Regions from separate parts of the Mus musculus genome. Here regions 1, 2, 3 and 5 are each linked to region 4. A link is a loop called in an ENCODE intact Hi-C map of the cell type or tissue named here. Cell type or tissue: left cerebral cortex. All regions are shown on one strand. Region 1 holds the start of Gm41543 (a long non-coding RNA gene). Region 2 holds the start of Zfp994 (zinc finger protein 994). Region 3 has its middle 83 kb from the start of Zfp947. Region 4 holds the start of Zfp946 (zinc finger protein 946). Region 5 overlaps Zfp213 (zinc finger protein 213).

Evidence for each region. Peaks named below come from ENCODE experiments on the same cell type or tissue, not always from the same donor. Only the 100,000 strongest peaks of a DNase experiment are listed, where the experiment ranks them.
Region 1: it touches region 4 in a loop (4-fold over the local background); 3 of 42 quality-filtered maps call a loop at or near these places.
Region 2: it touches region 4 in a loop (2.3-fold over the local background); 10 of 42 quality-filtered maps call a loop at or near these places.
Region 3: a loop joins it to region 4, with 6 times the contacts of the local background. A loop is called at or near these places in 23 of 42 quality-filtered maps.
Region 5: a loop joins it to region 4, with 4 times the contacts of the local background. A loop is called at or near these places in 5 of 42 quality-filtered maps.

What each region holds. Positions count from the first base shown.
Region 1 is chr17:23,538,043-23,543,042 of GRCm38, forward strand. Gm41543 (a long non-coding RNA gene) reads right to left here and starts at 631. Exons shown (of 2, transcript XR_876659.3): 1 at 406-631; 2 at 1-149. It overlaps n-TPcgg1 (a tRNA gene), which reads left to right and starts at 2,873; the gene lies at 2,873-2,944. In left cerebral cortex, no CTCF peak of the experiment used is centred here; DNase peaks (open chromatin) are centred at 687, 2,965, 3,585 and 4,480; H3K4me3 peaks cover 790 bases; H3K27ac peaks cover 753 bases.
Region 2 is chr17:22,223,319-22,228,318 of GRCm38, forward strand. Zfp994 (zinc finger protein 994) reads right to left here and starts at 2,296. Exons shown (of 5, transcript NM_001205095.1): 1 at 2,221-2,296; 2 at 693-776. In left cerebral cortex, a CTCF peak has its summit at 2,590; a DNase peak (open chromatin) is centred at 2,372; H3K4me3 peaks cover 1,351 bases; H3K27ac peaks cover 318 bases.
Region 3 is chr17:22,080,381-22,085,380 of GRCm38, forward strand. No RefSeq gene overlaps it. Among named protein-coding and RNA genes, the nearest start is that of Zfp947, 83 kb to the right of the region's middle. In left cerebral cortex, a CTCF peak has its summit at 3,007 (motif pointing right); DNase peaks (open chromatin) are centred at 867, 1,601, 2,253 and 3,023; H3K4me3 peaks cover 1,275 bases; H3K27ac peaks cover 1,078 bases.
Region 4 is chr17:22,421,591-22,426,590 of GRCm38, forward strand. It overlaps Zfp946 (zinc finger protein 946), which reads left to right and starts at 2,612. Exons shown (of 7, transcript NM_198003.3): 1 at 2,612-2,839. In left cerebral cortex, no CTCF peak of the experiment used is centred here; DNase peaks (open chromatin) are centred at 2,596 and 3,377; H3K4me3 peaks cover 1,847 bases; H3K27ac peaks cover 1,191 bases.
Region 5 is chr17:23,557,598-23,562,597 of GRCm38, forward strand. It overlaps Zfp213 (zinc finger protein 213), which reads right to left. Exons shown (of 6, transcript NM_001033496.3): 2 at 3,549-4,063; 3 at 2,388-2,505; 4 at 2,037-2,107; 5 at 1,786-1,951; 6 at 1-715. The coding sequence starts at 3,947. The coding sequence ends at 63. All of the region lies in intron 1 of 6330415G19Rik (RIKEN cDNA 6330415G19 gene), which reads left to right. Among named protein-coding and RNA genes, the nearest start is that of Zfp213, 4.1 kb to the right of the region's middle. In left cerebral cortex, a CTCF peak has its summit at 2,366; a DNase peak (open chromatin) is centred at 2,361.

The DNA of each region.
Region 1 (5,000 bases), 1.1 Mb after region 4:
GATTAGACGGAGTCCCTAGGAGTCAAGGGGTGGCTGCGTGGAGGGTCCTTGCCACGCAGCAGCGCCAGAGCTCAGTAAATGTCAGGTGAGTGCCAGCTTTACCAAGCCCCTCGCCACTTCTTCCATTTTTGTATTCCATCTGCCCATCCCTGTCAAAATCAAGAAGGCTCACACCTTTAATCTTCGATGCCATCCTTATCCACACAGCGAATTTCAGGACAGACAAGGTTGCATAGATGGATTATATCTCGAAAGAAAGAAAAGAAAAGGAGAGGTGGGAGGGGAGGGGAGAAGAAAAAGAAAGGAAAAGAGTTTGATTTAAGGGCAACAACTCATGCATCAGGCCACCAATGTCCCTCCCGCTCCCGCTCCCGCACTGGGGGCAGTTGCTGTGCTCTCTCTCACCAGATGAAGGAGGTTGCCTTGAGAAAACAGGGCCACGCCCAGAGTGCGGAGACGGGTGGTCCATCCTCACTTAACCTCCTAATATCCAAGAAATCTGGGTTGAAAGTGCATCCCTTCCCTCGCGCTAGTTGTCTCTGTTATGATGTGCCTGAGGTCTAGGAGTCCAATCTAAATTCTATCTGCTAAAGTCCGCGTTTCTCTTCTCTCTGCTTTCAGAAGCTTTATAGGTCCGCTCCCCGAATCTGCTCCTCCTCCTTCTGCTGTTACAGAAAGAAACGGTAAGGTGAAGTTGCAAAAAGTCAAAAACGCCTTGGTACTGGGCTCATCCGGGATTTGAACCCGGGACCTCTCTCACCCAAAGAGAGAATCATGCCCATAGACCAATGACCCAGCATTGTTTCCCCTCCCCTCTCTCTGAATGAGCTAAAGTCACTGTTTACTTTTATTCTCAATTCTTAGGTTAGTCATTATCACTGTGCACAAGAACCGTAAGGATTCACCGGTTCACAGCCGCTATGGGATTTCCAAAGCGGAAGCTAGTCCAGCGACATAAACCAAGTTGATGATGAGCTGGCAAAATTTTCATTCTCTAAATGCCTGACAGAATACAGATGGGGTTACCTGTCATTAGAGTAGAAGACATTCTAGGCAGGGTACTGACGTTAGAGATCACAAAGGGAAGTGCAGACAGCATTCATTTTTAAATGATAAATGCCAATCAAAACAAAATACAAAACTGACAAGCCAAAAACTTATAACTTGGCTACATAGATTTAAAGTCCTTAAAATAGAGTTTTAGCCAGGCGTGACAAGAAAAACCTAAAATAGCAATACTTGAGATGTGAGGTAATGTGGATTAGGAGTTCAAGGTCATCTCTGACTCCACAGTGAGTTTGAAGCCAGCCTGCACTACCCTCAAAAACATGGAGGGCTTCTGGTGGTGGTGGCAGTGGCGGCGGCAGTTTGGTTTGGTTTTGGGGTCGTGTGGCAAGAAAAAGAAATGGAATCCTAGATATCAATAGCTCTGTTTCTCTCATCTTTGAGACAGATTCTTGTTCTATTCCCTGAGCTAGCCCCAAAGAAGACACCCTGCTACAAGTGTACAATCCCAGACTGCTCCTAAGTGGATTAGGTGAGAAATAACCAAGCTTTGAACTGGAGGTTCGCCAAAAGGAGGTTCCTTGTGAGCTGGGAAGAGTTTCAAGACCCCCAAACTGCATATTTGTCATCCTTGCACTGTGGAAGCCAAGGCTGGGGATCAGTCTAGGTTGCAGGGACCCTGAACTAAAGTTCTAGGAGAACCAAGCTGACCACCACACAGGCAAGAGGTCTTGTCCAATACATACAAGACAGTTCAGGTTAGCAGAAAGGGTGGACAGTTTAGAAGTCCAGAGCCTGGGCTCTTGCGGTTCTGCTCCACTGCTGCGCTGGGAACCTCTAGAAGGAACCTACTACCCACTTCCCACCCGGCTACAGCCTAGTACAGAACTGAGACTCCCACACTATTGAATTGTGGGATCCCTCCACCCAATTCTGTTTGATCAGACCTCAACCGAATCAACCTTTCTCAGAATGAGACCTCATAGGGAGTTGCGTCCAGACTGTGGAGCCAGGCACAAGGACAACCAAAAGTGGACGAGAAGCAAGGGTGTGTATGGGCTCCTTGGCCTAGTCTAGGAGTCTTGTTTAGTTAGAGTGTAAGAGGGTCAAATGCTGGAGAAACTCCCTCAGCTTTTCTTTCCTATTAAGGGGGCAGAGCAACAGGTTTCTGTCACTGAGTCCCTCCAGGCAACTTCTCAGTATGCAGGGGCAAACCAGCCCAATGGTGTTGGAATCCAGAGTGGGGCAAGAATTCACAGTGGCACTCCAGTGGGCCAGGTCCCAGGCTCCACCCACTGTGCTGGCTAGGCCACCACGTGCCAGTTGGGTATCTGCTTTCTTTGATCAGAGTTGTCAGATAATTCAGCTCCTTCTAAGGGGCCTTTTAGTATTCCCATAGTATTCCCATCGACTTGCCCATAGAGATCGTACCCTGGGGCCAAACCTTCCAGATGCAGACAAAATGTTATGGCTGAGACCAATGGAACCAGACTCCAGGGGAGTGAGGCGTGAATCCTATACATTAGCCAACTGGCTGAACTGTAACTGCGTCCCCCATTCTCGCGCGACCAGTGGGGCTGTTTGGCCCTGTTTGGGAAGAGTTAGTGGGGAGGCTTATTTAATGGCTGTTCCTTGCCTCCATCTTGCTCTCTAGTCACAGACACAGCCTCAACAGCAGTCTCAGCCGCCAGGCAAGGACTTCCCAAAGTGTAGCTTCTCTCCCGAAGTACAGGCTACTTTGGAGCCGGCTCTGTGGTAAACTCCCAAATTTTTATCCCCACTCGAGAGCTCTTGCTAGGGGCAGAGCGCTACTCATTTGGGAATGAATACAAGCATTTAAGGAAATGTAGGGAAGTAGCAGTTGTGTGGCTCGTTGGTCTAGGGGTATGATTCTCGCTTCGGGTGCGAGAGGTCCCGGGTTCAAATCCCGGACGAGCCCTGAATGGGGTCCAGTTTCCCAGTGTTTTTATTTCCGTTATTTTTAGAATTCTAACTAGTTAAGGAATGTTTCTCTGTTTATGTGGCAATCCCCGATGGCAAAACAATGACGCCTAACGGGAGACTCAAACCCACAACCCTGAGAATAAGAGTCTCATGCTCTACCGACTGAGCTAACCGAGCTGTATAACAAGCCTCTGGCCAAGAAGTCATAGAGACGTTATTGTTCTTTTCTCTCTTGGTGGAGAAAATTCCAAGTGGAAAACAAAAAGAGCGCAGGACCATCTAGTGAGGAACTCAGCCACATGGACTGGAGGAGTGCACGCGGGCTTAGATCTACCAAGGTGCGAGCTGAGCAGCCGCTAGGAGACCAGTGTTTGACGCACTGAGGTCAGAAATCTGGATAGGCACTCAAGGGCAACTGCTCTGAAAGGTAGAAGCTTCGCTTTCAAGCGATCACATCTTTTCCAGGGACAGGAAACTCGAGAACTGTTTTTAGCCAATGAAGTCCATGTGAAGGAGTGTAGGTTAGTGAAAATAAGGAGAACAAGGCGTATCTCCCTGCAATGGTTCTTAAAGGATGGGTCTCCTCTAGGCCTATGAGAGGCCTCTAGACCAAACCCAAAACCCAGCAGGTGGCCACAATTTCATCACCCACCTGCTATCTAGTGGGCGTCCCTTTAAAATTCATTCTTTGACAATTTCATGCATTTATATAACGTATGTTGGTCATCTCACTCCTCCATTTTCCACCCACTCCAGCTGGTTCCCACTTATTCCCGAAAGAGCCTCTCTCCTATTTTCGTGTCTGTTGTTTTGCTTGCATGCTTCTTAGTTTGGGTTTTTTTGGTTTGTAGCCCACTGAGTTTTAATAGGGCTGCTTGCATGAGTGTGGAGCGTGACCTCCCCATCCCAGCAACCATTAATTGGCTATAGCACTCGAGGAGGTATGAAGTCTCTGACTGGCTCCTTTTTGTTACCCAAATATTAATTATGGGAAGGCAAGGAGAAAATCAAGGGCTGGTATTTGGCAGCTTTTATAGCTCTCTGGGTCTGAGGGCAGTGTGTGGGGTCAAGAGCAGCCCCCAGCACCCACCAGTTCCCACCAATGGGGAAGCACCTACCGCTGCTCTACAGTCTCTGCATGGTCACAGCTCACTCTGCACTACTAAAGTACGCAAGACAAGACGGGCCGGCTGAGAAACCACATTAGGAGAAAATTTCGCAGCAGGATGATCCAAAGGAGCTGGAACACCTGACCAGGAAAGGAGGGTTTACACCAATCAAAGCACACCTCACATGCAAATGAATGCTTGCCTTTAAACCGATCACAACATTTTCTCTTTAGCGCTAATCACAGTGGTCCCTCTGCTAGATTACAAGAAATGTGTTTCCTCCCTTTCTGTCCTGGATGAAGATGCTTGCAGAATCACCGAGAGGCCTCCCAGGCTTGTGCAAAAAGACTGGTGCAAACAGAAACTGTCCAGGCTGAAGCCATGCCCTTGCAAACTGAAACAATGTGCGCTGTGTGATTGTCCTAAGGCTTTTGGCGCGTGTTACAGGCAAGCAGAGCTGGTGTGGGGGCAGTTTGGCTGCCGATCTGACTGGCACAGTCCTTTCTCTCAAGGAAGTTAGGGGCAGCAAGGAAAGTCTGGGAGCTGCCAATTAAGAATTCAAATTGCCCCAACCACCAATGTCTTTGCTTATTCATAGAAGAAAAAAAAAAAGAACATCAAAAACGGCACTTAAATTTTAAAAAAAGAAAGAAACATTCGCTGTGATTTAAAAATAAAACAAAAAAAAACCAAACAAACAAACAAAACAGGGCTTTAACAGTACCAAATAGCTGCCCAATATCCTAGGGGTAGTTAGAGCTCATTTATCTGTCTCAATTTTACCATCAAATAAAGTGATCAGTCAGGCAATGGGTACTTGGGCTTGTGCAGCCAGGGTGTCTGTCACTCGTGAGCATACAGACTCAGAAAGTAGCTGCTTTGTGAGCATTGTTCCGTAACTCCAGTTATGACAGTGTGAGTCCCCTCTGACTGAGTCTATTG
Region 2 (5,000 bases), 200 kb before region 4:
ATGTAAAATACCAAAATCACAGAGACATTTTTAAATATAGACAAATCATTCCAAAAATTTATAAAATGAGAAACCACAAAAAATTTTAAATATATGAGAGAAGTATCAAACCCAAGGGTGATTTCAAAGTATATTAAAATTATAGCAATGCAAATCTTGCAAAACCAACAAGAAGACAGACTACAGCAGGTATCAGTGGGAAGGTAATATAGACAGAGTTTAATACTATGCAAAGTTTCTAAACAAATCTTATCAAAATCTTGCTGGCATTATTTTAGGGAACTGAGAAATTAACCATAAAAGATAGAACAACTGAAAGGAACTACACAATGCTCCAAAACTCCATGAGCAGAAAAAAAAACTAACAGGCATCAAGTGTTCTGACTAAACAATACATTAAAATTGTAACAAAGAAAATATTTAATACTGGTAAAAAGATATGATTAGGGATGTGAATGGGAGGGGGACAATATCCCTCACATACAAACCAATTAAATTACATGTGCCTCTGTGAATTAATTCTTCCATAAAAGGTCTTCTAAAAATTACAGTGGGAATATTCTGATGTTATTCTCACTGCAATTATCTAGAAATATTTAGAATGAAATAGAATCTGGCAAAACAAATCTCATGTCCTCTTTGTACTGGGACTTGAGCCCCTCCCCATCCCTTCTTCATTCTCTCTAACATACCTGGATCCTTTGCTAGTTTCCTCTCTTCACCATCCAGGGTTCTCAGTTTCACAGGTGAGCTGAACTACCTGATGAGTGTGATACCTGCACAAGGGAAAGAGTCTTCAGAAAGCACCCAGAACTTTTCATGGAACAAAAATAAAGGATGCCTAAAAAAGGATAAACATGAAGGAGAGAGAAAATATCAGAAATAAAAATGTCTCTTTTCCTCTAAGCATGTAGGCTCAGACACATGAACAGTCATTCTCCCTTGAACTCTGAGGAAGAGCTAGGGAGACTTCAGGAAAACTATTGTCATTAACAGAAACCAGACTGCTGCACTGTCCAAAAGAGATCTCTGCCAAAAGCCCTGTCTGCAGGGTCTAGGAATTCCCATTTCTCCTACTAGAAGTCCACAGACACAGCACTGAATGATAACAAACCCTAAAGTAAAAAACAACAGCTTGGCCACCTATGTGAGGGCAAAGTGCTTTCCTTCAACCAAAGAGACAATTTTCTGATACAGGGAAGTGATCATAATTATTCAAAAGATGTTTTCTAAAACTTTATTTTAATCTATAGTCTGGTTTAAGAGACTGCAATATTGGGCTTGCCTGGACCCAAGGAGTAACATAAGAACTCAGCATATGAAGACATATTTCTGAATGTTTTACTTACATCCTAAACTGCATACAATTCTGATTAAAAAGTTCATGGCCACTAAAAAGTCTGCTTAGTAAATATTAGTGTTTACACCCATAACAGTAGGGCTCGATAAACTATATTTTTGGTTCAATAAATGGGCACTGTTTCCTCATATAATATTATATGCAAAGCTCTCTGTGGATGCCTATTAACCGGGCCAAAGGCATTCTCTTGAACAAGCAATTAGTAAAACAAGGCAAGAAAGCAAGAACAAATTTACTTTCCACTATCTTTGTAATTGTCATATTAGGAAATAGATAATGCAACCGCTCTATAACAAGTTTTTTTTTCTTCGTGTTTTTATTGGTTTTTTTTTTTTTTTTTTTTTTTTTTTTTTTTTTACATTTCAAATATTATCCCCTTTCCAAGTTTCTCCTCCACAAACCCACTATCCCCCTGCCTCTATGAGTGTGCTCCCCCACCTACCCACTCACTTCTACCTCAGCGCCCTAGCATTCCCCTACCCTGGGTCATTGAGCCTCTACAGGACCAAGGGGCTCCCCCTCCCAGTGATGACCAATAAGGCCATTTCCTGCTAAGTGTGCAGCTGGAGCCATGGGTCCCTGCATGTCTACTCTTTGGTTGGTGGTTTAGTCCCAGGGAGCTTAGGTTGGGGCGGGGAGGGTGTTCTGGTTTACCAGTGATTTTATGACTGAATATTCCAGTAATTGTAAAATACATTTTTAAAGAATCACGATAAATCCCAGGTCACAGGATCTGAAACTTCCGGTCAGTGGTAAGAAACCAATGACAGAACTGTGAGAGCGGCGTCCTTAAGAGCAGCTGAGGAAAACACCCCGCTGCTCCGCTCCCTCCCGTTTCCCAGCCCCGCAGCGCCTCTAACCTGGGACCTTTCGGGGCCGCCGGGCTGCTGTGCCAACAGTTGCACTGCCGACTGCCGCCTCCCCAGGCCCTCCGCCACGGAAATGCTTCTGAGGAGACTTTTCCGGGTCCAGAGACAGCTAGGACGCAGAAACCGAAAGGTAGAAAGTTGATTGGTGGAAGTTCCTGTCACTCCGGCCTGGATCTTAGGAGCTGTTCTCCTAGACCCGCCCAATAAACCATACTTAGGGTCACGTGGTTCCCCCAAACACTTTGTGAGCAAGCGCTTTCTCAACCTTAATTTTTAATACTTTTTTTCCTGTCTGGTCAATGTCCTGGTCTTGCCTTTATCCCTGCCCCGGGGATTCCATTCCCTCCCACTCAGTCATTGGCTTCCTGCCTCACAGCTCCACCTGTGGACCTGCTCTGCACAACCTCCCTGCTGCTTGCTGACAGACTAGGAAAAACTGGTTCTGTATGATGCTGCACTCTGACATCTGAGAGGTAGTTCTGAAACCCTCAGATAATAAATAGGCAGCCCAACTTCTTAGCTTGGGACGCTAGCCTCCTCGGCTACAATCGCACAGCAAAATATAACCTAGGCGTTAAATTCCTTTTCTTTTTTTTTTTAAAGTATAGAATAGAGTTTATTTAGGGCATGCGGATGGGAGTTAAGAGAGTAGTAGAGGCAGAGAAAGACAGAAGGAGAGAGTAGGTAAGTGGAGGCTGGCCATGCCCTCCTGGAAAGAGGGTGGAAAGGAATGGAGGGCAGGGAGAGGCACTAGGGAGGTAGAGGCAAGGGAGACAAGAGTTTAAGAGATAAATTCCAATTTCTTATGTTGCACCCCAACACACAATACTAAAAATGACTCACAAAGTTTGGCTTCCTTCCAAACCATGTATCAAAGCATACATGAAGTATAAGAGGGACCACTGAGATGAAAATGTGGATAAAGACAGATGGGACAGAGAATGATGGGAGGGTGCTCTGCAAGCTCTCTGGGGAGCTCCAGGGACAAAGGTCACTCTGTAGAAACAAAAGCTGTATAACAGGGTAGTGGAAAGCACTGATAAAGTTAAACTCCAAGATATTTGTCATGGCCACAATAGCAAAGAAAATAGATAATGCAAATAGTTTGCACAAATATTTTCCTATAAATTGTCTGACAATCATAACATGAATGAAAACACCAGCGTCAGCCCCAGTTCCTGTAAGCAAAAATACAGTGATAGTACAACAGAATTTTGATAGCCAGGAAAAATAAAATGCCTTCTGATCTGAGTTTATACTACTTAAAATTCCATGCAGATGGGATTCATGGATTCGGGATCAGAATGGTAAGGAAAATGGACATGGTAATACTTGAATTCTCACGGGAAAGGGCATTCATTTTATCACTCTGGTCTGTAGCTCAGAATCTGGTACTTGGGTAAGGAATGCATTGAATATATAGATTTCTGTTGGTAGGATGGCCAATTTTACTATGTGAAGCCTCCTCATCCACAAGCATGGGAGATCTTTCCACAGTCTAGTATATTCTTTAATTTCTGTCTTCAAAAACTTGAACCTTTTATCATAGAAGTCTTACAATTGTTTGCAATGTGTTGTGGAAAACATATAATCTCAACTGTTGTTTCTACCCAGGTTTTGATCATTCACTTCCAAGGTAAAAGACATACACAATCTTCATAATATGCCTTTATCAGTGCTAGAACTAGGAATGTATATATCATCTGTGCTATTACTGTGTCTATTTCCCAACTATTAATCCCACTATATTTTGCCATGTTTCATCAGGGCTGCTTTGAACTCCAATTGGCCAGTCAACATGGCCATTGTTCTAAGACTCTTAGCCCATGGTGGCTTCCTCTACTTCCACCTTCTTTCTCCCCAGGGTTCTTCTCTGACACACCTCCCCACCAAGTCTCTTTCTCTTCTGCCCATCTCTTAGCTGTAGGCATCTTTATTCACCAATCAGTGATCACTTTGGGGGCAAGGATGAAGTGTATCACTTGAGTACCTGCAGAATCTCTGATCCCTAGGAGGCAACCAGGCCTTGGGCCACTATTTAGCATTACAATATGAGCAAAACACAGAGCCTCAACAGCATAGAGTTAACATCAACATACTTTATATATTTTTGAGGCTACTGTGAAAGGTGTTGTTTTCCTGATTTTTTTCTTTATTCAGTTTGTCATTTGTATAATGGAAGGCTATTGATTTTTGTGCATTAATTTTGTATTTAACTACTTTGAGGAAGGTGTTTATGAGTTATAGGAGTTTCTTGGTGGAAATTCTTGGGTCACTTATGTATACTATCATATCAATTATAAATAGGGTATTTTTAATTCTTTCTTTGCCATCCAAATTGTGTCTTATTAATCTCCTTCAGCTGTCATACTGCTCTAGCTAAGACTTCAAGTACTATGTTAAATAGAGATTTTACTGGAATTGTTTGAGTTTCTTTTCATTTAATTTGATCTTGGTTCTAAGGTTGGTGTAATCTGCCTTTATTATGTTCAGTTAAGTCTCCTGAATCTTTTATATTTACAGGACATTTATGGAGAAGGGGTGTTCTATTTTGGCAAAGGCCATTTCTGCATGTTAAGAGATGAACATGCCTTTTTTTCTTCGGTTCTTTTTTCAGTATGGTGGACTATTTTTATTGATTCTTGTATTTTAAACTATCCCTTCATCTCTCAGACACAGTCAGCTTGACTGTGTTTAGTGATACTTTTTATTTATTCTTGTCAGTATATTATGAGTATTTTTGCATGTATATTTATAAGGTTCTGGAATTC
Region 3 (5,000 bases), 340 kb before region 4:
AAATCTCCAATTCTTTTAGAAACCCTGTAATAATCTTAAACAGGGGATATTCCAGAATATGCAGAATAATGAAAGAAAGAGGGTGTTAAGACAGTCATCACACAAAGCTGACTTTACCTTGACTTAAAAAAACAGATGAACAAAAACAAATTACAAAGGAAAAAGTTATAGAGTAGTTGCAAGGATTTACATTAACAAGCAGATTCTCTTTAATGGATACAGAAAGGGAACGAGTTGATTTCATACCAACAATGTAAGACTGTTTCAAGATCCACAACACAAATAATTCAAAGCACAAAATATGTAAACCAGTGAGGGAAGACACACCACCCTGTCAACACATCCATAAAACGTCTGGGGCAAAATGTCACACGGGTTCACTATGAAAGCACTGAAGAATATGAGAACAGAAGGAATATACCTCAGCATAATCAAGATATAGTCAACATTCTAACTAATCGTTACATAATTTGAACACAGTCTCCATCATTCCACTGTATTCAGAAGAAAGAAAAGGACGTGCAATAGCTTCACACTAACTCATAACAGTGTATGAGTGCTTACAAAGAGCAAGTAACACTTAGAACATTTTCCATGAACCAAAAAAGAAAACAAGGGATGTGCTCACAGCTCCGCGGACTTTCCCGGTTCGCCGCCGTCTCCCCTGCGGGGGGACCCGGCCTCCGCCGCCCGCACATGGCCCTGCTGAGGTCCCTCTGCCTCCTTGTGCCTCTACCGCCGCGTACGCAGCCTTCCCGGGCCCTGCACGGGAGAAGCGGGCGGGCTCTGCTGCCATGACAGGCTCTGCCGCGCACAGACGGGGCTTCCTCGGCCCGCAGCTGTTTCCGGGGTCCCCGGTTCCCCCCGCCGCCGCCGCGTGACTTGAGGCCCGCCGGTGTTCCCCGCTGCAGAACTGTGACCGTTCACCGCAGCCGCAGAGTGAGGTCACTGCCACCGCCCACAGCCACGGAGCGAGGTCACAGCCGCCAACGCATGCACGCACGCACACAGATGTGGATGCGGTGGTCAAGGTGTCTCTGCGACCCCCACCAACCCCGCCCCGCCGGACGGACACCCCAAGGTGCAAGGAGAAGGCCTTGAAAAGGCCGCCTTTGGGAGAGAGGAGGGTCGCATGTGACCGCGAAGATGGAACCGCCATCCCTGTAGTCCCTCCCCGTTCATATATACGTATGTATTCATGAATGCGTATGCAAACGATGCTTAAATGTGTCTGTGAATGTCCCCGCCAATAAAATTGCTCTTCATATGCCAAAAAAAAAAAAAAAAAAAAAAAAAAAAAAAAGAAGAAGAAGAAGAGAAAACAAGGATGCAGTTTTTCCCAAATTACATAATTTGGGAAACATGATTATTCAATTCAAAAACTATAAACATTTCACAAGAAAGCTCCATTCTGATAATACTCTTAATAAGCTATATAAAACTACAAGAAAATATCACTTGGTTTTATACATTGCTGGAGAATATGCTGAGAAATCAGCAGACCACTCATTGTGGTGTAGAATTCAAATTGCTAACAGGGCCTTGTAAGCTACTGGGCAAACAACTCATGAGCTATTGTCCTCAGATACTGAATGCTAGCTAGTGCTGCAAAACAAACATGTCCAGCAAAGTAGGCTCACCAGCACAACAGTCCCAAGACAACTTTTAAGTAAGAGAAGACTTTCTGGTTTGGTCTGAGGTCAGCCACAAAGGAAATGCATAGCTGGTATTAGAAACCAGCCAAAAGGTAATGACTGGAAAGATCACAGGCCCAAGACAGAACCTATCCCTGATTATATATATATACTGGAATTGCCTTGAAATGATTCTACTTACACCATAGCCTGGTGCTGCTTGAAAGCCTAATAAATCATACAAACATAGTTTGCAACAAAAAATTGTCATTTGAGAGACTACTGAGTATAATGAATGATGTGTGTGTGTGGGGGGGGGGGGGTGAAAGGTGGTAAAAGCTGGAGGAAGGGTTATGGAAATCCATACTGTCATATACCAGCACAGTTGTAATTATGGATACATGACAGCCTTGCTACCAATACAAAACCTGCTTCAAAACATACATGAAACATGAGTGGGATGAATAGGATGAAAATGTAACAAGGGATGGGAAAGGTGATTAAGAGAGGGTCTTGCCCAGAGGTACTATGTGGCACTGTTGGGACTTTTCACAAATCTATGAGACACATGACCACGTCCTCCTCTGTTCAGAACCATGGAGCTGCCTAGGTCCCACACACACTGGAGTGAGTGTGACAGTGAGAATTTCACTCAATGTGTTTGGTTTCAATGCACTTTGCATATGAAAAACATGGAAGAGGTTGCTGGGTAGGACAGAATTAAAACAGAACCCTTAATCCAACATATTCTACTAACGGAGATGCATTTTCCGGCATTCATTGTCTAAGAAAGTCATGGACATGCTGGTGTAGAATTCAAATTGCTAACAGGGCCTTGTAAGCTACTGGGCAAACAAGTCATCAGCTGCTGTCCTCAGATGCTGAATGCTAGTTAGTGCTGCAAAACAAACATGTCCAGCAAAGTAGGCTCACCAGCATAATAGTCCCAAGACAACTTTTAAGTAAGAGAAGACTTTCTGGTTGGATAAATTACCCTGAAATTAGGATGGATCCTGATAAAACGTACTGCTACATACCTATCTACATCATCCATATGATAAAGCTTTGCCTCATTACAATCGACATGAGATATTTGCCACTCTGGAGTCCAGGTACAAAAGCAACTTTATTTATCACACACAGGGACCACTCTTAACTCTTCCAATGCTGACATGAGGGGGTCTGTCAGCAATCCTGTTCCGTATCCAGGCTCCATATTCAGTCCCACAAGAGGAGTGACAACTCTATGTTCCTTCCTTTACTGTTATCTTGACAGTTTTCAATACCTCCAGATCGTTTTGTTTCTTTTCTTAAATAAGGTTTATTATTTTAAGTTGAGTATTTTTGCCTCCTCCTTGGTCTGTGCAGTTCATGCACACAGCCTCTAGGTGGCAGAAGAGAGATGGAGTCTGAATTATGGATAGATATAAAGTTTCCAGGCAAACACAGGGAACAGAACCTGGAAACTGGAAGAAAAGCACTCTTAACAGCCGAGCCACGTAACCTGCTCTTAATTATTCCTTAATTAACTGCTGTAGAGACTTAAATCAAAGAACAGTGAGATAGAATTCATGGAGTACCAAGGACAATTTCTTACAGTGCCAGGGTGAGTGCCAGCTCAGGAAAGACAATCACACAGAAGTGATGTGACAGAGACACATTAAAAAGTTTGGCAGCTTCAAGTTTCTCTCCATTTAGTCTGATGTTGGCTATTGCTTTGCTGTATATTGCTTTTATTACTTTTAGGAACGGGCCTTGAATTACTGAGCTTTCCAAGACCTTTAACATGAATCGGGTGTTGCATTTTGTTAAATGCTTTTTTAGCATCTAATGAGATGATCATGTGGTTTTTTTTCCTTTGAATTTGTTTAAAAAAGGGAAGGAATCTATCCTTCAGCTGTGATACCATTTACAAGCTAAAAGGATCCAGTAAGGAACTGCTCAAACATGGTCAGACATATAAATTTTTAAAAATACATATACTTAGTTAAATTTAAAAAAATAGATGAAAGGAGTAGAATTGACTTAGTTTCTGCAGTTGCCTTCTGCCATTACCTGTTCAAAAACTGTCAACCCAATTGGGAAGAGGGTCCAGAGTTCCAGGATCTCACAGGTACCCTATTGATATCAGGTTTCCTGATGCTGTCTATGCACCTGCTGCACCCACACACACACATTAGAGTTAAAGTCTGAGCATTCACCCTTCCAATCACAGATGGAAATTCTTTCTCCTGTTTAATGCATTTGTCTCCACATTTGCTCAATATCAACCTAAGTTTTTCTTTTACAAAAAACATAATGAAATGACAGATGCTGACGAATGATATCTGACAGTCAAGAACATGTGACAGCTCGTATGTGAGCACTATTCATCATAGTTGGCTCATATTTTGAGATTTATTATGAAGTCAATCTTCTGTCTGGAATCTCCATGTTACACATTTTTAATAATAAACAACATTCTCAATTAATGTGCATGAAGAATCTCATTTCTGATAGTCAATGTCTGCACTCAAGGTTCTCTAGTAATTTATCTTTCAGGAAAAGAAAAAGAAAAAGCTGAGGAACATAGAGTCAGTAGGGATCAAACTTCCTGCATTCACCATGCAAGTCAGTGTACAGATTCTTCAATAAGGAAACAGCAAAGAATTCACATAAGTTTCAACTATCACAGGCGGTTTTGTATGAAATAACTTCTTCCTGTACATTCCTGAACTGATAAATAAATACTCACTGATTGGTAGGTACTTAACAGTAACAGCATATCAAAACAAATTACAGACATGACATGACACAAGGGTAGCATGTTCTCTTTCAAACACGGAAACACTGACAAGGTTTCTGATTTGTAAAGATTCAAAGCAATGTGTTTATGAACAAGGTAATCCCGACTATAGGTAGAATTTTGAGAAAGCACAGACCATTCTAGACCTTCAAAATATTAAACCAGATTTCAAAATCAAAATTATTTCAGTTGAAACCATTAATAAACAACAGGAGAAATCAATGGTAAGATAAGACACACAGTTTCCCATTCTGTAGATATACTAAACAATCCTTATCAAGGTCCTGCTAGCATTGTATCAGTAAAAGGGAAACTGACCACAAAAGGAAATGATTATAAAGGAGCTACTGAACCCTTCAAAGTTAAAAGATTAGGAAAGAAAACTTGAGACAATAATGCTTAAATGAAGGTAATTAAATTTAGATATTATTGATATGTACACCAAAAAAGTGATACAAATGGAATAAGGATATCATCATACACATGCAGTCAAATAAAGTATACTTTCTGTTTGTATTAATTATTACACAGAAAGTCAGTAATGTGTGTAATAGGCTAATCATGAGATGATTCACAGTAGA
Region 4 (5,000 bases):
TTTTTTTTTTTCTGGATATAATGCTACAGTTGACATTTATTTTCTTTCAAGCCTTTAAAAATATCATTCCATGCTCTGCTGACATTAGTGTATGTCCAACTGTTCATGAATATTGTATTTTCTAAGCCTCTGTGCTAGGGGAAGACAGCTGGAAAATAGATTCACATGGTTCTAGCACAGAGATATGGAAAAAGCAGGATAGACCTGGGAGATGAGAAAATCTCTGTCTCAGAGAGAATATCCTTAGTAAATATAGACTAGAATTCTGAGGTCGACAAACTAGAGTCCTACTTTCTGAACAGCACACATAGCTATTTGAGCTTTTCTTACTTTAAACAATTCATGTTGAAACAAGTGATAGTGACCTTTGAATGGAAGGCTCAGAAATGTAGAAAAATGTCTGTTCATAAGTAGCTGTGCATTTGAGGAAGTGTCAATTCCAGATTTTATAAAAGCCATGCATCGTGGATTTCATAGAAGAAACATATAAAACCCTGGTTTATTCATGCCTTCCCAGAATACCCTCTTAATCTCCATGAATTTGAAGCTGCAGTTCTGTTTTTTTGTTTTCAATTGAAGATATGGAAAGGATTATGTCACGGAACACATTCATTTGCAATAAACAATACTGCTGAAATTGAAAAACAGCATCTCTCACTGGTGCAAGAATATTTGATTTGTTGCTGATAGACTTGACAACATTTGTCAGCCTGTATGTTAAAGACAAGAGTGATAAAGTGATGTGTCAGGCACAAATGCTCGTTCATTTGAACATACATGCAAAAATACTCATAAAATACTTGCAGAGAGATTCCAAGATCACATCAAAAATATCACCAAACATGATCAAATAGGCTTTGAAGGGGTAGTTCAATGTACAAAAATCAACAAATATAAACCACTATACAATATTGCAAAAAGACATGATCATCTCATTCCATGCAAAAAAGGTCTTTGACAAAATTGAATATCCCTTCTCCATAAAAGTCCTGTAGAGATAAAAGATATGAGACACATCTAAACATAATGAAGGCAGGTTACAGTCTGCCTTAATCCTGGAACCAGGATTAAGTTAAATGAAGAGAAACTCAAAGCACTTCCACTAAAATCAGGAACAAGCCAAGAATATCCACACTTTCCATATCTATTTAATAAAATAATTGAAGTCTTAGCTAAAGCAGTTAAGACTACTGAGAGAGATACAAAAAGATACACAGTAGATTGAAAAGGAAGAAGTCAAATACCCTTATTTGCAAATGATATTATAGTATACTTGTGACCCAAGAATTTCCACCAGGCAACTCTATAACTCAAACACACTTTCCCCAAAGTAGCTGAATACAAAATTAAAGCTATTAAATCAATAGGTTTCCTATATACAAATGACAAAGGGACTAAGGGAAAAAATTAGGAAAGCAACACCTTTCACAATAGCCTCAAAAAAAAAAAAAAAAAAAAAAAAGAGTATGTTGGTGTTAACTTTAACCAAACCAGTATATGACCTGTATGATACAACTTCAAGTCTTTGAAGAAAGGAAATTGAAGAAGACAATTAGGAAGTAGAATGGCTATTCTACCAAAAGCAGTCTACATATTCAACACATTCTTTATCCAAATTCCAGCCTGTATCTTACAGACCAGAGTGATAAAGTGATGTGCTAGGCACAAATGTCCTTCCCCTTGAAAATCCATTCATTTCTATGTTCATTTTCCTTACCATCCTGATCCTGACCATGAATCCCCTGTGCTTGAAATTTTAAATAATGCAAACTCACCACATTTTATTTTTTCCTGGCTATCAAGATTCTGTTGTGCTATCATTATATTTTCACTTACACAAATTGGGTCTTATGCTGATGTTTTCATTCATATTATGGTTGCTATGCTATTTACAGAGAAATATTCGGGAAAAGTATTTGCATTACCTAGTCTCTTTGCTATTGTGGCCAGGACAATGCTCCTGGAGTTTAACTTTATTCATGCTTTCCAAGTGCCCTGTTCTACCACTTGCAGTTTCTACCAAGTGTCCTTTACCCCTGCAGCTCCCCCGTGAGCTTGCACAGCTCTCCTCTTATTATTATCTGTCCCATACGTTTTTATCCACATTTTCATATGATTAGTCTTTCTTGTATTTCACATGTTTTAAGACTGGCTTTGGGAAGAAGCCAGGCTTTTTTACTTACTTTTAGTATTTTGTGTAGGGAATGGAAGGAAAGAAATCAGAATTGTGGGTATTGGTTGCCATTTGCTGAGCGTTTTTAAAAGCTCAGAAGGCTTGTATCTTAACTTCTTAGTTAGGCTGCCCATCTTTTATCTGAGGGGTTCAGAACTCAATTGGGACTCAGATATTGGGGTGCAGCGTCCTTACTTATCCTGTTCTGGTGTGAAAGCATATCGGAGGCTGTGCAGAGCAGGTCTAGGGCAGCCTGGCTGCTGGAGCTTTGTAGCAGGCTGCTTGAGACTGAGTGGGAGGGGCCGGAACCTCCCTGGGGCGTGGGTACTTGTCGGGCGGGGAGGGGGCCAGCAAAAAGAAAAAACCAGAGGGTCTAGGAAAGTAATTACGGAAAAGAAAGCGCCTGGCTTGAAGTGTTTGGGGGGAACCACGTGACCGGAACCGGGGCCGTAGTGGGCGGGTCTAGGAGAGCAGCTCCAAAGATCAAGTCAGATAGGAAAATTCACCATTCCCTTAGGTACTTAAGTGAACAACTTGTTCTCTAACCGGGGGCTGGTTTTCCTGTCCTGGTTATTTCTGGACCTAGGGAAAACTCGGGCCTGGAAGAGTCAGCCGTCAGCTGTGCAGCGGCGGACACCGCAGCCCCGCGGCCCTGGAACCTCCCAGGTCAGAGGCGCTGCGGGGCTGGAAAACGGGCGGGAGCCGAGGTGGGGGTAAGGGGGGGGGGGGGGATGGTTTCCCTGGACGCTGCTCTCCCAATTCTGTTGTGGATATCTTACGGTTGTCAGGAAGTTTGAGATCCTGTGAACTGGGATTTATCGTGATTTTTTTCATTCATCGTACATTTACCAGAATATTCAGTCATAAAATTACCCATAAAATATCTGGTAGAGCAGTTGCATTATTATATGCTGTTAGTTATTGTAACAGTTCCTGGAATGTAAATTCATTCATGCTTTCTAACTGCCTCGTTTTACTAATTGCTTATTCAAGAGAACGCCTTTGGCTCTGGTTAATAGGTATCCTCCAAGAGCTTTGTATATAATTGTCATATGAGGAAACGGTACAGATTTTTTTTTGAACCAGGAAGTGTTGGAAGCCGACCGCGGCTCACATGAACCGGATTTCACCTGGAAGCCAAGCTGGGGCTGAAAAGAGAGGGGAACTAGGCGGTGGAGAGAAAAATGGAGCTAAGTCAAGATTCCTGATCAAAGCTCAAATGTTTAATGGCAAATGCGCTTATAAAGGGGGGGGGGGGTGTGGTGGGGGTGGGGGAGGCCCATTCCCGCCAGTTCATCCTTGGAGCCTGGAACCAGCTGCAGGAATAGTCTCCGTCCCAGCTGGTAGCAGCAGTGGCTGAACAATAGAGTGATCTAGGTAGGAAGGCTCTACCCAAGGTAATCTCCTTAGTGGCAGCAAGTTCAAGGTCTGGCTTAGCCTGCTTCAGGCTGGGGGGAGGTTACTAGAAAGTAGACCGTATGGAGCACTACAGTTATTGCAGTAAACATTAACATTTATTAAGCATACTTTTTATTGCCCATGAATTATTCATCTGAGATGTATGCAGTTTAGGATGTAAGTAAAGCATTGAGAAATGGGTCCGTTTACAGGAAGCCTACAGCCAATATCAAATTAAATGAAGAGAAATTCAAAGCAATTGCAATAAAATCAGGAACAAACTAGGCCATTCACTTTCTCCACGATGTCTATTCAATATGAAACTTGAATTCTTAGCTAGCACAAGAAGACCGCTGAAGGAAATAAAGAAAATAAACATTGGATTACAGAGGAAAAAGTAAAAATCTTATTTGTAAATGATATGACAGTATATATAGGTGACCCAAAAAATTCCACCAGGGAACTTCTACAACTGAGAGAAAACTTTCCCCAAAATAACTGAAGACCAAATTAATGCACAAAAATCAAAAGATTGTTGTTGTGAGACTTTTAAGGACTGCATCTGTTTTACGAGGGGTTAAATTGGTCTATTTGTTTATCTGATGTTGATTTCACTTTAGAATATGGAAGCTATTACTTAAATTATCCATTTCTTTTAGATTTTTATCAATTATGTGGAGTAGACATTTTAAATGTGCTTTATGATTCTCTGGTTTTCCTCTGGGTCTGTTGTTATGCCACATTTTTGTTTCTGATTTTGTTAATTTAGATCTTTTCTCTCACCCTTATAGTTAGTTTGGATAAGGGTTTGTTGATCTTGTTGATTTTGTCAAAGAACAAACTCTTTGTTTCATTGATTAGTTGTATTGTTTCTATATTTCTATATAATTGATTTCAGCCCTGAGTAAGATTATTTCTTGTTGTCTAGGTTTAGTTTCTTTCTTACTTCCATCTTAACCCATTTTTTAGTACAATAGAGTTGTTCACTTTCTATTTGTTTGTGAGCACTGTACAACTGAATTCTTTAAGACAGAGCCAAATAACACTGCTTATTTCTGCATCTTAGATAGCCACCAGCTTCTCCATAAACCACTGAGTTTTCAAAAAGGACTTTCTGTTTCCCATAGTAGAGCTCCCTTTACGTGATTCCCAGAAGACAAAATCGTTCCTGACTTAGCACTACCACAGTATCACTATCTAGTGATGAAAGCCCAGGATGAATTCAGCAGTAGGGTTGAATGGGCTGAGAGACTTGATTTCTTGAGACTTTACTATGAGGTTCAGATATCTGGGTGCAGTGTCCTACTAGTTCAGGTCTAGGCTGTCAGAAATCATGTGGGGAGGCTGTGCAGAGTAGGTCCAAAGCCAGCCTGGCAGCTGCAGCTGTAAGGCAAGCTGTCTGAATCTGAGTGGAAGAGACCTCTTCAGG
Region 5 (5,000 bases), 1.1 Mb after region 4:
TGTCCCCCTGGAGGGCCGGGGTACGGGCAGGTGGGGGGTGCTGCTCAGGTCCCACCATCGGCTCACCCCACAGGTTGGGCCATCTTTGAGTGTAAGCTCTGGTGCGCAATGAGGTGTGCACGCTGCTTGAAACTCTTGTCACACTCCCCACAGCCGAATGGCCGCTCACCCGTGTGCACACGCCTGTGGTCTAGCAGGTAGGAGCGCAGTGCGAAGCTCTTGCCACACTCGCTGCAGCTGAAGGGCTTCTCGCCCGTGTGGATGCGCTGGTGGTCAGCCAGGTAGGCGCTCCGGCTAAAGCTCTTGCCACATTCGGAACAGGAGAAGGGCTTCTCGCCCGTGTGCACGCCCTGGTGGCGCACTAGGTCAGAAGAGCTGCGGAAGCTCTTGTCGCATTCAGGGCACTTGTGTGGCTTCTCCCCGGTGTGTGTGCGCTGGTGCCTGGCGAGGTCTGAACCCCAGCGGAAGCGCTTCCCGCACTGCGCGCAGCTGTGGGGCTTCTCCGCCAATAAGTTCTGAAACTGGCGCCTGTGAGTGGGCGGCCGCCCCCGACGCGCTCCCACCAGCGGGTCCAGGGCTGTCCTCATTGGGTTCTCGCTCTCCCAGACCTCGGTCTCAGCCTCCTCGGGATTCCAGGACATAGGCACTTCAGTCTGTCCCAACAATGCTGTCGCTGCCTCCTCTGCAGGGGGCTTTTGGCTTTTGGGTCTCAAACCTGCAAGAAGGGGTGAAGCCTCTGTTTAGTCCTCCTTGATTCTGGTTCGGGAAGAGATCTGAAGAAATGTGACGTAGGGACATCTCCCTGGCTTTGAGGTTCAGGCTGCTGTGGCTCACAAAAAGTCTAGGTCTTCACATTTACAAAATTATTGGATGATAGGCAAGCAAGATGGCCTCAGTGGGTAAAGTCACTTGCCAACAAGCCTAATGACCAAGCCTGAGCCCACCCCCAACCTCCATGGTAGAACCAAGCCTAGAAAACCATCCTTTCGACCTCCACACATGTCCTTCTCTGCATTGTACACAAAGGAAAATATTAAAATGCAATTTTATTTCAAAAGTGCTCTTAATGGGAAGATGATGGAAGGCAGCAAACGAGCAGTTTTGAGGGAGCCTCGAGGTCACCAGGGGTCACCAGTGAGCTGATCCTCCTGCAGAGGTATGTGCAGGAGGATCAGCTCACTGCCTGTTCTCAGACCCTCTCTCTGCCTGTTCTCTCCCTGTGGCCAGTACCCACTCTCCACAGTTAAAGCCAACAGCACGCTCCCAGTCCACTAAGCACAGCTGGCTTGACTCTGTACACAGAAGGCATCAGACTGTGTAGCTACTGTAGTCCCCTCGCAGACGACTCACAGCAGCCTTGAGCGGGGAGGAACCCCAAAGCACTCAGACTGCTGCCAGTTAAGTAAGATGAGACCAGGGGATACTGGGAAAGGGCCTGACTTGGTGAGGCTTCACATAGTGGGGTACAACAAGGGCTCTTGTTTTTTAGCATTTCTGTGGCTGACATGATCCATCGATCTCACTGAATGCCAGAGTTTATCTGGGGGCAAATATGCCAGCCTGAGATTTGACTGAGAAAATGCCCGTGCAAGCCCTCAGCACGGAGCTGGCCCAGAGCTGGCACATGGAGGGCATGGACCAACTGGTCACACAACTGAGACAGAAACTTCAACATCACAACATCACAGGAGGGCTGAGGAGACTTGGGAAGGGCTAGCTTTAGAACCTGACCAGGGAAGCAAAGCCAGATTGCAGCTGAGCGAGGGGCCCGATGGACCTGCTTACCAAGGGCAGCATCCCTCGAGTTCTTTCTCTTGATGTTCCAGAAGAGGTTCCTCTGAGCAGGGTCCAGGGAGCTCCATTCTTCTCGGGAACAATAGAAAGGGATGTCTCCCAATGACCCAGATTTTTGGAATGGGGAGATACGACCCAGCTCGGGTCTCCCAGGCAGCTGTGTGGGAGTGAGGACAGGAGGGGTCAAATTATACAGTCAACAGCACCAAGCCCTCTGGGAGAATAAAGGACTGTTAACTCACATCAACTGCAGAGTCAAAGCAGCCATCCAACACCTCTCCTGTCTGTCGCTCTTTAAGAACAGGGAGCTGGGCTGAAGGAAAAGAACAGAGCTTCATACAGGCTAAAGTCAAGGGCTGAGACGGATGGCTTCATCTACACTTGCAGGTGCACACACACCCCCACACCCACACCCCCCACCCACTCCCACCCACACCCACCCCCACTCCCCCCACCCCACCCCCACCCCGGTCAGATGCAGTCGCGCGGGTACTTGTGTGACTGAGCTTCTGCTGCCTGTCACTCTGGGGCAATTCTAGAGGAGGAATAGCGCCCCTGTGTGGCCACACTGCTGACTGAAGAGTCACACTCACCATGGCTGCGCTGCCCTTGGAGTGCAGGGAGTTGCTTCTGGACCCCTGTCTTCTGGGGAGACCCTGTGGCTTGGAGTCCCTGGACTGCTGCCTTCGGCTCCGCCTCTGAGAGCTCATCCTGCGCAGAAACCATAACGCGCCCATTAGCAGAGACCAGCCTGGAGGTCAGGGATGACACAACTTAATCCTGGGAAGGAGTTCTGGGACACAGCCCTTAGGAGCCTAAGGGTTGGGGAGGGGTAGGGACCAAATGGAAGCCCAGAAAGTCCAGAAAAGAATGAGATACCAGGCAGTGTTTTGTACCCAAGGACACTTCATGATCAAGAGACGAGAACCAGGGCTAGAGAGATGGCTTAGCCGTTAAGAGCACTGACCTCTGCTCTTCCAGAGGTCCTGAGTTCAATCACCAGCAACCACATGGTGGCTCACAACCATCTGTAATGGGATCTGATGCCCTCTTGTGGTGTGTCTGAAGACAGCTACAGTGTATTCATCATATAATAAATAAATACATACATACATAAAATCTTTAAAAAATAAAAAAAAAGAAAAGAAACAAGAACCAGTCACTAAAAGGCCAGAATTATAGCTCCTTAGCAAGGGAGAAATGGAGCAGGGGTGGTCCTCCTGCCATGGGAGAATCCCACAGCCTAGCTGCACTGGTACACCATCTGCATATCTGCCAGTGTCTGGAACACAAGACAGCAGGCTACCCTTAGACAGTTCTGTTTCCTTATACCCCTCTGGAGCTCTGATGTGTAATACTGTATCCCTATAGATTAACCACAGTAGTTGTGTAGAGCTAAAACCTTTCTGGACTCACTTGGGAGGCAGAGGCAGATGGATCTCTGTGAGTCAGCCTGGTTTACGGAGCAAGCTCCAGGACAGCCAGGGGCTACACAGAGAAAACCTGTCTCAAAACCAACAAACATACAACGACAGCAAAAGCCACATTTCTGGACCATAACGACTTTAAATCCAATAAAGTCATGAGAAGCATGGCTTTACCTGACTCTTTACTGAAGACTACATTGGGAATTTTGTTTGTGCTTCTCTAGACTTGGTGGCTTTCCCCTGCCCTCTGGGCCCTGTGGAGACTCATCTCCATGAAGATGGTCTCTATTCTTCAGGCTCCAAACGTGGAAGGGCTCCCTCCCTCACCTGTGGCCAGGCTTTCAACGACTGATTCTGTATGTCTTCCACCAAAGCGACAGCTTCCTCACCGCTCCCAAGGTGCTGTCTCTGAAGCTGGGCTTGGATCTCCCCTGGTAGCACAGCCAGGAACTGCTCCAGCACCAGCAATTCCAGGATCTGCTCCTTGCTGTGCAGCTCAGGCCGCAGCCAGCGGCAACAGAGCTCCCACAGCTGGCTGAAGGCTTCGTGTGGTCCACCCGCATCCCTGAAGCAGAACTGTCGGAACCGCTGGCGGCAGGCTTCGGAATCCCGGCTGTCCACCGGCTGGACAGGCTCCTGTTCCCAGGAGCAGTCTTCCACCTTCACAATCATGAGTCCTTCCTCCTCCCCGGGAGCAGGGTCTTGGAGCTCCTGGAGGGATGCCATGCCCCTGGCCTAAGGCTCAGGGCTGGTCAGCCTTAGCTTGAGGCTCCAGAGCTGAGCCTTTCAGTGTCCTAGAGGGATTCTCTGTGACGAGTGGGTTGGCATCAGGACACACTTGCCTATGGAAATAGTAAAAGAACAGTATTTGAAGGAGATCGGAATACACCAATCTGCAGGAAAGTTGGGGGACTCTGGCACCCACTCTGTGCCTCTGAAGCCTCTTTATGCTTTACTGCAACTGTGTGCTCTTTGTAACTGTGTATTGGTAATACCGACCCACAATCCTTCATCACCACATCTGACATCCCAAATCTGGGCTTTTCATGGCCCATTTGACAGCAAAACCTAATGTCCCTCATTTGGAAGCAGTACTCCATCTGTTAATATGAGCTTGTTTTTACCTTCATGTATAGTAACTTTCCATGCAAAAATAAGCATGTCTGTGCAGTCTGTAAAGATTCCTTGAGCTAGCTGCATGTGTAGCTCAGTTGTTAGACTGCTTGCCTAGCTTAAATGATCCCCACCACTACCTGGAACTGGGTGAGATGGTACATATTTGTAATCCCAGCACTCAGATGTTCAAAGAAGGATTAGAAATTCAGGGTCATCTTCAGCTACATGGAAAGTCTGAAGCTAGCGGGCTGCAGAGATAGCTCAGAGGTTAAGAGCACTTACTGCTCTTACAGAGGAACCAAGTTTGGTTTGCAGCACCCACATGGCGGTTCACAACTATCTGTAACTCTAGTTCCAGGGGGCCAAGCCCCCTCTTCTGACTTCCTCAGGCAAAAGTTCTACAGATAGTACACTACACCTATGCAGGTAAAATACTTGGGGGCTGGCGAGACAGCTCAGTGAGTAAGCACACTGACTGCTCTTCCGGAGGTTCTGAGTTCAAATCCCAGCAACCACATGGTGTCTCACAACCACCCATAATGAGATCTGACACCTTTTTCTGGTACATCTGAAGACAGCTACAGTGTACTTATGTACAATAATAAATAAATCTTTGGGCCTGAGCAAGCAGGGTTGACCCAAACAAGCAGAGGTCTTAAAATT